Linked DNA regions of Mus musculus: all the other regions are linked to region 1. Evidence: chromatin contacts called from ENCODE POLR2A ChIA-PET data. All regions are on one chromosome and are shown on one strand. The core of a region is the stretch at or near the end of the contact, and the rest is flanking DNA. Distances in the headings are between cores, read along the strand shown.

The links. ChIA-PET counts read pairs that join two places held with the same protein, here RNA polymerase II (POLR2A).
Region 2: POLR2A ChIA-PET joins it to region 1 with 10 read pairs in embryonic stem cell. The contact joins the promoter of Esrra here to the promoter of Sf1 in region 1. POLR2A ChIA-PET finds 5 or more read pairs at or near these places in 3 of 5 experiments (Patski and embryonic stem cell).
Region 3: POLR2A ChIA-PET joins it to region 1 with 11 read pairs in embryonic stem cell. The contact joins the promoter of Fkbp2 here to the promoter of Sf1 in region 1. POLR2A ChIA-PET finds 5 or more read pairs at or near these places in 2 of 5 experiments (Patski and embryonic stem cell).

Annotation. Positions count from the first base shown.
Region 1 is chr19:6,362,272-6,364,971 of GRCm38, reverse strand. Sf1 (splicing factor 1) reads right to left here and starts at 1,282. Exons shown (of 13, transcript NM_001110791.1): 1 at 854-1,282. The coding sequence starts at 884. Gm14966 (predicted gene 14966) reads left to right here and starts at 1,262. Exons shown (of 3, transcript NR_168058.1): 1 at 1,262-1,365.
Region 2 is chr19:6,920,512-6,923,237 of GRCm38, reverse strand. Esrra (estrogen related receptor, alpha) reads left to right here and starts at 1,430. Exons shown (of 7, transcript NM_007953.2): 1 at 1,430-1,616. Catsperz (cation channel sperm associated auxiliary subunit zeta) reads left to right here. Exons shown (of 5, transcript NM_001039494.2): 5 at 578-812. The coding sequence ends at 687.
Region 3 is chr19:6,979,014-6,981,713 of GRCm38, reverse strand. It overlaps Fkbp2 (FK506 binding protein 2), which reads left to right and starts at 1,250. Exons shown (of 6, transcript NM_001166368.2): 1 at 1,250-1,320; 2 at 2,573-2,700. The coding sequence starts at 2,577. It overlaps LOC114841036 (Uncharacterized protein LOC114841036), which reads left to right and starts at 1,274. Exons shown (of 6, transcript NM_001370419.1): 1 at 1,274-2,400; 2 at 2,573-2,700. The coding sequence starts at 1,464. The coding sequence ends at 2,264.

The DNA.
Region 1 (2,700 bases), core at 33-2,532:
TCATCAGAACTCTGATTTATTACATTCTTCCCTACATTTACCACACAAGGTTTTCTACTTCTCAGATTACAGGCCCAGAGAAAAAGCCTTTTAAAACAGCACGGGGAAAGCTGGTCACTCTGAGAACCTTCTAGAAAACAAAAGGAGAAAACCTTTAATAAATGATCGAACTCAAGCATCCCTAGTAGCCTTCCGAACTCGCCTCACTGTGAAAGGAGACACTCCTGCCACGGGGCTGCTAAAAACCATCAAGGGAGCCACTCACACCACGTCGTCCCGTGGACCTGACTCTCCTGTCCTCCATAGCAGGAGCTCAGGGGGCAACAGGTGGCTTCTTCCAAAACTACCACAATTGCGCCACAAAGCCTGAACGCCTCACTGCGTCTGCGCGAAGAACGCTTCCTCCCGCCCTTCTGGTTCTCGCGGTGCGCGTGCGCAATCGAAGCCTCCCAAACCAGGCCGCGCGTTCCCCGTGGCGCGTCCGCCCGGGCCTCCCGTGCGCGCGCGCGCGTCCTCGCCGCGTCCAACCGCGGTGGCGTTGCCCCTCCGTCGGCCGGTTCGGTTCGCCCGACGACTCTCGCGCTCTATCGGCCCGACTCACCTCCGCCGCCACCGGGCTGGCCCGGCTGCTGGTCCTGGCGCGGAGGCGACCCTCGCTGAAAAGAGCGGCGGCGGCGCGGGGGCGGCTGCTATGGCGGGTACGAGGCCGGGGGCGGCGGCGGTGACGGCACCGCCGCTAAGGACAAGGCCGTGGTTAGGGCCCCCGGCAGCGGCGTCCCGAGCGCCAATAGGCTGGGCTTGAAGCTGCCTCTGGGCCCAGGAAGTGGGGAAAGGCCTGGTAGGCCCAGCTTACCCAGCGGCGTGGCGTTCGCTCCGGTCGCCATGGCGCCCCAGGGGACCGGCAGCAGCGGTTCCTCGTCCTCCGCGGCGACTTCTCCTTCACGAACCTTCCGGGAGCTGGAGGTGGGGGGGAGGGGACCCGACTACGCGGCTGAAGAGCGCGGGGAGCCCGTCCTCTCACGCGGCGGGCGGCGGCGGCGCCAGACGCACAAAGAGGGAGGAGAAAGGACGCCGCGGGGGCGGGCTCGGGGCGGAGGGGCCGCGGCCTGGATTGGGCCGGCCCGAGGTGAGGTCGGAGGCAGCGGCCTCCGATTGGTGGAGCACTGGCTCTTTTCAATATGGGTCGGGATTGGCCGAACCGTTAGGCCCGGCGACGAAATGGCGGCGGGGCCGGGGGAACTGGGAGGTGTCGCAGCGCGCACTCCTTGTTACTGCGCGGACTGAGGCCAGAGTGGCAGGGGAATAGGAGGGGGCAAAGTCTGTGACGTGAGAGAACGGCTAGCTCATTGGCTGAAACCGATGGAGGTAAGCGCCTCGGCGTCGTAGTGCCACACGATTGGCTGAAACGATTCCCCTCCCCCAGGAGCCAGCCGCTCGAGAATGGAGAAAGCCGGGAGGAGAAGCCGGAACCAAGGCGGAGAGCAGGGGTGCGCATGCGTAGGGAGGGCACGCGTGTCCCCGCCCCCTTCCCCAGAGGGGCGGAACGGAGGCCTTAAGTGACGTTAGTCATTGTGCTAGAGGTAACTAGGGACCGCGGCGAAGGGGCGGGCTCGAGCTGACGAACAGGATACGTCGAAGCTGCAGGTAGAGTAGAGAAAGACTTCCTGTTTTCTCTGAAAAATAGTGTTACGAAATGGCTCAAAACTAGGGTAGTTGGTGGGTGTATTTAAAGACTTTATTTCATTCCGGTACAAGGTAGCCAAGTAGCCTGTCACCCGAGAACTTGAAAGGCTGAGACAGGAGAGCTGACATGAGTTTGGGGCTAACCTGGGGTACAGTATATCTGTCTCAAAAAATCCAGGTTCAATGGCACATACTAACTCTTGTAAAGGAAAAGTCAGGCGCTCCAAGTCCTTCTTGGAGAGGGGAGAGAAAGTCATTTCAAAAGTTAGTCTAAAAGTGTGCACTTCCAGGGAAATCTCAATGCGTTGGAAATTTGTTTCGGGTACCTTAAAATTACCCATAAAAATGGTAGGGAACTTGTAAATGAGACTGAGGCCAAACATTCCTTCCCATGAAATAAACATGAGAGTAATGAAACAGGTTAGCACAACATAATAGAACTGGGGATAGATAGGGTTCTCACAGAGAGGTTATTTAGACCCAGTAGGGGAAACAGTGTTTAATATGTAATTAGAGTGGCTAGAGAAATAGCAGATAAGACCAGGCACTGGCTACTCTTCCAGAGTCCCAGGTTGGATTCCTAGAACCTAAATGGTGACTCACAACCATCCGTAACTTCAGTCCCAGGATATCAGAACCCTCTTCTGGCCTCACAGGCACTGCATATATATGGTGCACAGACTTATATGCAGACAAAACACCCATATACATAAGACTAAGTAATCTTTTAAAATGATGTAGAAAAGTAGACATGTAGACAACAGAAGGTTTGGAGTAATCTAGGAATAAAGAGACTACAAAGATAAGAAACTCAAGTATGGTGGATGGTACAAGTCAACAGACTATGACAGGTAGGGAGGAAATGGCCATAGAACAGAGAAAGAGCAAATGTCTGGGCAGAAAATACAATTGAGTGGTAGAACCTAGCACATGTAACTCCCAGATTACATCAGCAGACATGTGAAAGTAGAAAAGCCAACTGTAATACCCAAGAAACCTATCAACCTAAGCAGAGGA
Region 2 (2,726 bases), core at 181-2,680, 560 kb before region 1:
CTTGGGGCTGTGGAGTTTCAGGATATGTAGTCTTGTCAGATCCCCTTAGCACTCACAAGGATGCCCTAAAAATTAAAAGTCAAGAGAGTAGGCACAGGCCGACTCAATGGAGTGAGTGACTCAGAGGACTTAAAATAAGCCCCTTTCTAGCAAGTCTGTTTTCTCTGCTTGTTCAGTGGAGTGACAGCCTTTGGGTAGCTTTGCTTCACTCCCAGGTGTGGGAGCTGTGACACATCGGGATTTTTTTTGGGTAAATGTACTGGATATTGGATTATCTGCGTAACCTTCTGCTCATGGTATATGAGCACATAGAGGGAAGAAAGGGCCAGATAACTAGTTAGAGTGAGCGGCTCAGGAGGAGGTTGGGTCTCACTGCCTCTGTTCAGGCTTGCAGCAACTTCTTCAGCCTTCTTCCCCTCCATTCTTCACATCGCACCTAGGAGACCCAAAATTCCCCAAACTAACACAGATCCAAATCCAGCACTAAATGCCACCTCAAATCACCTGTGGTTCCTCAAATGGGGGAAGCCCTTTGCTGCTGTTCATGGCCCTGAGCTCAGCTCTTCCCTCTCCCTAGCATATAGGTCCACGATTGGCAGGAACCACTTCATGACTAAAGAGCTGCAGGGATACATCGAAGGGATCAGGAAGCGCAGGAACAAGAGGCTGTACTTTTTGGATCAGTGAACCTCCAGCTCAAGTGGCCGACGAGACGTCCGCTCCGTGTCCTTTCCGGTCCCTCGAACCCAAGCTCAACCTCATCTGCATGGAATTTGAATCCTAGAGAAATTAAAGAGTCTATGCATGGTCCCAGAGTCAGTGCGTGGCTGCTTGCGTGAGGCGGACGCACGTGGCCCCGCCTTTCCCCGTGACCTTCATTCGGTCACCGCAGTGACCTTGAGTTTTGTCCGCTCGTGTCTCACCTCTGCCTTTGAGGAACTCGCAAACCAGGGCTACTTGCATGTTTTAGGTCTGCTTCTCCACTTGAGGGTCCTCAGGGGTGCTGATCTACCAAATCTGTCAAGTGTCCCATCAACATAATGGGGTGGGGTGGGGAGCAGCACCCTGTTAGGCCCCACCCCTTATGCATATGCAGTTACATAAACCCGCCTTTCATTTACATACACGTTCAACGCCCTCACAGAGTGAGTTCACTGAACAGCTACGCCCACTCTTATAAGGCAGAGCACCGCCCTCCTTCGTGATGCAAGGGTGCTCCGGCTTCTCTCCCGCACCAGTTCCTAGTCTTCGCTCCTCCCCTAGGTTCAGGCCCCGCCCACAGGAGGCCGCGCACGCGTGTGTATCGACAAGGCCTGCCCGCTGTCCTCCGGGTACGCAGGCGCCGCCGCCTCCCTCGGATATTAGCATAGGGCACCTGGCCCCACCCCCTGTTTTGCATGCGCAGGCCGGCCCCGCCTCCGCTGTCAGCTGGAGGAAGCGGAGTAGGAAGCAGCCGCGATGTCCTTTTGTGTCCTACAAGCAGCCAGCGGCGCCGCCGAGTGAGGGGGGACGCAGCGCGGCGGGGCGGTGCGGCCGGAGGAGGCGGCCCCCGCTCACCCCGGCGCTCCGGGCCGCTCGGCCCCCATGCCTGCCCGCCAGCCCTGCCGGAGCCCAAGGTCCGGGGGCGGAGGGGAAGGCGGCCGCGGGGGTGGGCGGGCGCGGCGGGGGCCATGTGCAAGCGCGGGCGGGGGGCGGGCTGCGGGCGGGGTCGCGCCTGGTGCGTCGGCCGGGTCAGGACTGGCTTCAGGTCCTGGCCTCCAGTTAGCCTCGGGCCTTGGAGCGAGTCCCCGGGCAGCGTTCAGATCGATCCTTGAGCATTGCGGGAGTCCTCGGGGTGGGCTGGAATTGAAAGGGTCCCTTGAGGCCACGTGGGGGCGCTTGCAGGGGCTTTGGGCCACCCTCCTCTCTGGGTCATAGGTCATCGTAGCGCGAGGGAGAACTTCTTCCTTGTCGCCTCTTCTTACTTCCTGATAACCTGATAGAAGTCCCCCGCGGGCAATGGGGGGAGGGGAGATTAGTAACTTCAGGCAACTTCCCATAGGTGTGCGCAGGTTAATGGGGGGTGGGGGGCGGCCCTGGAGGTCGCGAGAGGTGGTGAACTCTGCGGTAGCTGGAGTGTAAGAATGAACCTTGCAGGTTTGGGGTGCAAAAGAGGTGGAGCCGCGCCCTGCACGGCGTGGCTGGACTGGGCTTGCTAAAGCTGGAGGGGGTGGCGTGTCAGAGGTGAGAGACTCCCTTACAAGAGTGTGGTGAGGGATTAGAAGACTTGAGTGTGAGTTTGCTTATTGAGTGTGCTCTTTTGCTGGGAGTATGTGAGAACTTGGGACTGGTTAAAGGCCATGTGTGAGTGGAAGGTTCCCAGGAGAGTGTGAGCATGTGTGGACATGTGGAAACTCCTGAGAGAGTGGCCATATCCTTTGCCTCCGCCCCCCTTGGCCCCCCTTAGCCCCCTCCCGGTTCCTCAGTATGCTCTTGAATACTTGAGAGTACCTCCTGGAGTACATCTGGAGAAAACTGAGGAGAGGATCATGCTTATGCTCGGGGTTGAGAGTTGCCTGCAGGTTGAGGTTAGCCTGCTTCCTGGCTTGGGTGGGAGCTAGACTTGCCAAGCCGCTCCCAGGTTCCCAAGAGGAAGACCTGCTGTCAGTTACTGGCCTCAGAGGCTCTGGAGACTCTGTTCCCATGGCGACAGCTGGGGGCCCTCTTCATGGGCAGCCCTTCCTTGG
Region 3 (2,700 bases), core at 1-2,500, 620 kb before region 1:
ACTGTCCTGGGTAGTGTGGGAAGGCTAGCGAAGCACCAAGGCTTTGGCCTGCTACAGAACATTCAGGGACAGAAGTAACTGAAAGTAGCCGCCCTAATGAAGGGACTGACACTGAGGTCATGATCTTGGTGGTATCAAAGCAGGAGTAGGGTAAACTAAAGAATTCCTCAAGATGATGATCATCACATAATTACTTACCCATCCATGAGAGTCTCACATAGCCTGCATGACCTTAAACTTCCTGGCTTCATACATGTTTGGCAAATATTACTGATTTACTGCATCTTCAGCCCTGATGCTGCTTTTGAACTTTCTCTTTTAAGAAAATGTCTCCTGTATCCTAGGCTGACTCAGAATTCTTCATGTAGCTGGAATGTCCTTGAATTTCTGATCCCTCTATATCTACCTCTAGAGTGTTGACATTACAGTCATGGGACAGCACACCATTTTTTATCATGTTTAAATAACTTTCTCAGCAGTGATATTGGTGATCATGCTCTGGCTCAGTGAAGGTTAGGATTTGAGAGCTAAACATTCAGAACCCACTAAGCTTCATCAGATATGCAGTATGCTTCTCTTGGGGTCAACATCATGATTATCTTCCATTGGTATCTGAATAAATGGTCTTAGCAGGGCAAACGGCCTAAGACGGGTATGAAATCACTAGACTCCATAGCCTAACTCAGGTTTGGCTTCCTCTAAATTTCAGGATCTTTAGGTTAGAGAATGTGTCTCCTGGGCAGTGAATGATAGACCTGGCCCAGGAGACGTTTGTTCACCCACAGATGAGACTTGACACTGTAGACCACAAGATGAAAGGGGTCCGCATAGCTCAGGGCCATGTGGTATGGGTGTCATAGAGCGCACCACCAAAAGAACGAACTTAGTCAAGGTCACGCAGCCAGCCAAGAAATGAAAGAACTAAGATTCAAATCCGGGTTGTCGCTCCGAACCCCTAGCCTCTTCCCACAACAACTACCCAAAGGCGTGCCGGTCAGGAAGTCAGCACGGTGCCTGCTAGAACCCCTCCAGGCGCGTGCAGTCATACTTGCTTGACCATGTCACCTTGGCTGGAACTGCCTTCTGTCTCTCGGACACAACTTTTGCCAAACTAGACCCGGAATCTGAACCCCGGAAGTGACGTTGTCACGCAGTCACTCAGGAGGCAGGGCCAAATGAGAAGCCCCGCCCATAGATGCAGCAGCGGGTTTTGGACGGTCCAATGAGGGCGGGCAGCGTGTCCCGCCCTGTAGCGACGAAGACGCGCCTGCGCAGAAGTGACAGCACGAGCGGGATTGGCTCCGGGGGCGCGGCGAGGAGGTGAGCGGGGGGCCACAGCCCAGGCTGGGGGATCCGGGTGCAGGAGGGCAACCTGGGGCAGGCCGGCCTGAAGCGGGCCGGAGTCCGCGTGCCAGCCAGGGGCAGCAAACGAAGGAATTGGGGCTGGGGTCCGGCCTCTGGCAATGCCGCAGGGGGCGGGCTCTCACGCCGTACGGGGCGGAGCCCTGGGGCTCGGGGCGGGGCGCGGAACAGCGGTGGGAGGGACAACGGAGCCAGTGCGAGTTGAGGGCGGAACCCAGTGGCCCATAGCTGGAGTAGGAGGCGTGGGGGGCGGGGCTTGGGGTTTAGAGGAGGAGCTGGAGCAGGTGGAAAGTGGAGCCTTTGGCTCGGAGACAGAGGGCGTGAGATCCCAGTCGTTGGAGGTGGGACTTCAGTCAGTGAGTGGCGTGGCCCCTCTGCTGGAGACTAGGTCTAACATTGCGGAGGGTGGAGCTGCAGGTCAGGGGGCGGAGCTTCACGCCGTAAAGGGTGGGGCCAAGGAGCCTTGCGCAGAGCTAAGCTTGAGCTATGGCCGGGGGCGTCCACGCGGGGGCGGTCTCCGTGGTGGCCGCGCCTGGGGTCGCGGTAGACCGAGAACTCCCCCTGGAGAGGTGGTGTGGGTGGAGCGAGCTCGGCGCCCTGCTGACTCTGAGCCAGTTTGGGTTCCCCGGAGGCCCCCAAGAGCTCAGAGTTGGGGAGGTGCCCCTGGTGGAGGAGGCACGGGGCCGGACTGGGGGGTGCCCCCGGAGGACCGGGGCTCCTCAGAGCCACCTAGTGGAGATGTGTGGGTGCCTCGGGGCCGAACACCTGCAGCAGCCGCAGATGTGTGGGTGTGCTGGACAGGGGGCAGCTGGGTGTGGCGGGAGTGGGGTCGTCCAGTCGGGACAAATCCGGTGCAATCAGATAGGGTTTGGACTTTGCGTAAAGGGGCTAGCGGGAACTGAAGAACGGAGATGGGGACTGGGAGGGAGAGAAGGTCAGGTAGTGAGCAAAGGGAGGGGGCACTGGCTGCTGTGGCCTCCCCTGACCCCCTCCCCTCGCTGCTGGGGTCCTCGGTCAAGCCCCCTTCTCACTGGACTGGTAAGTGTGGCTACAGAGCCCAGGGGAGGGGGTGGTGACCCAGGACTGTGGGATTCCCCAGAAACAGGCAAGATATAATGGGGAGTTGGCGTCCTCCTGATACAGACTGAAGACGTCCCATGACTCCACCCCCCAGTTTTTTGGTTGGGGGTGGGGTGGCCTTTGCCTACAGAGACATGAGGCTGAGCTGGATCCTGACAATACTGTCCATTTGCCTGAGTGCCCTGGCAGCAGCCACGGGGGCCGAAGGCAAACGGAAGCTGCAGATTGGAGTGAAGAAACGTGTGGACCACTGTCCTA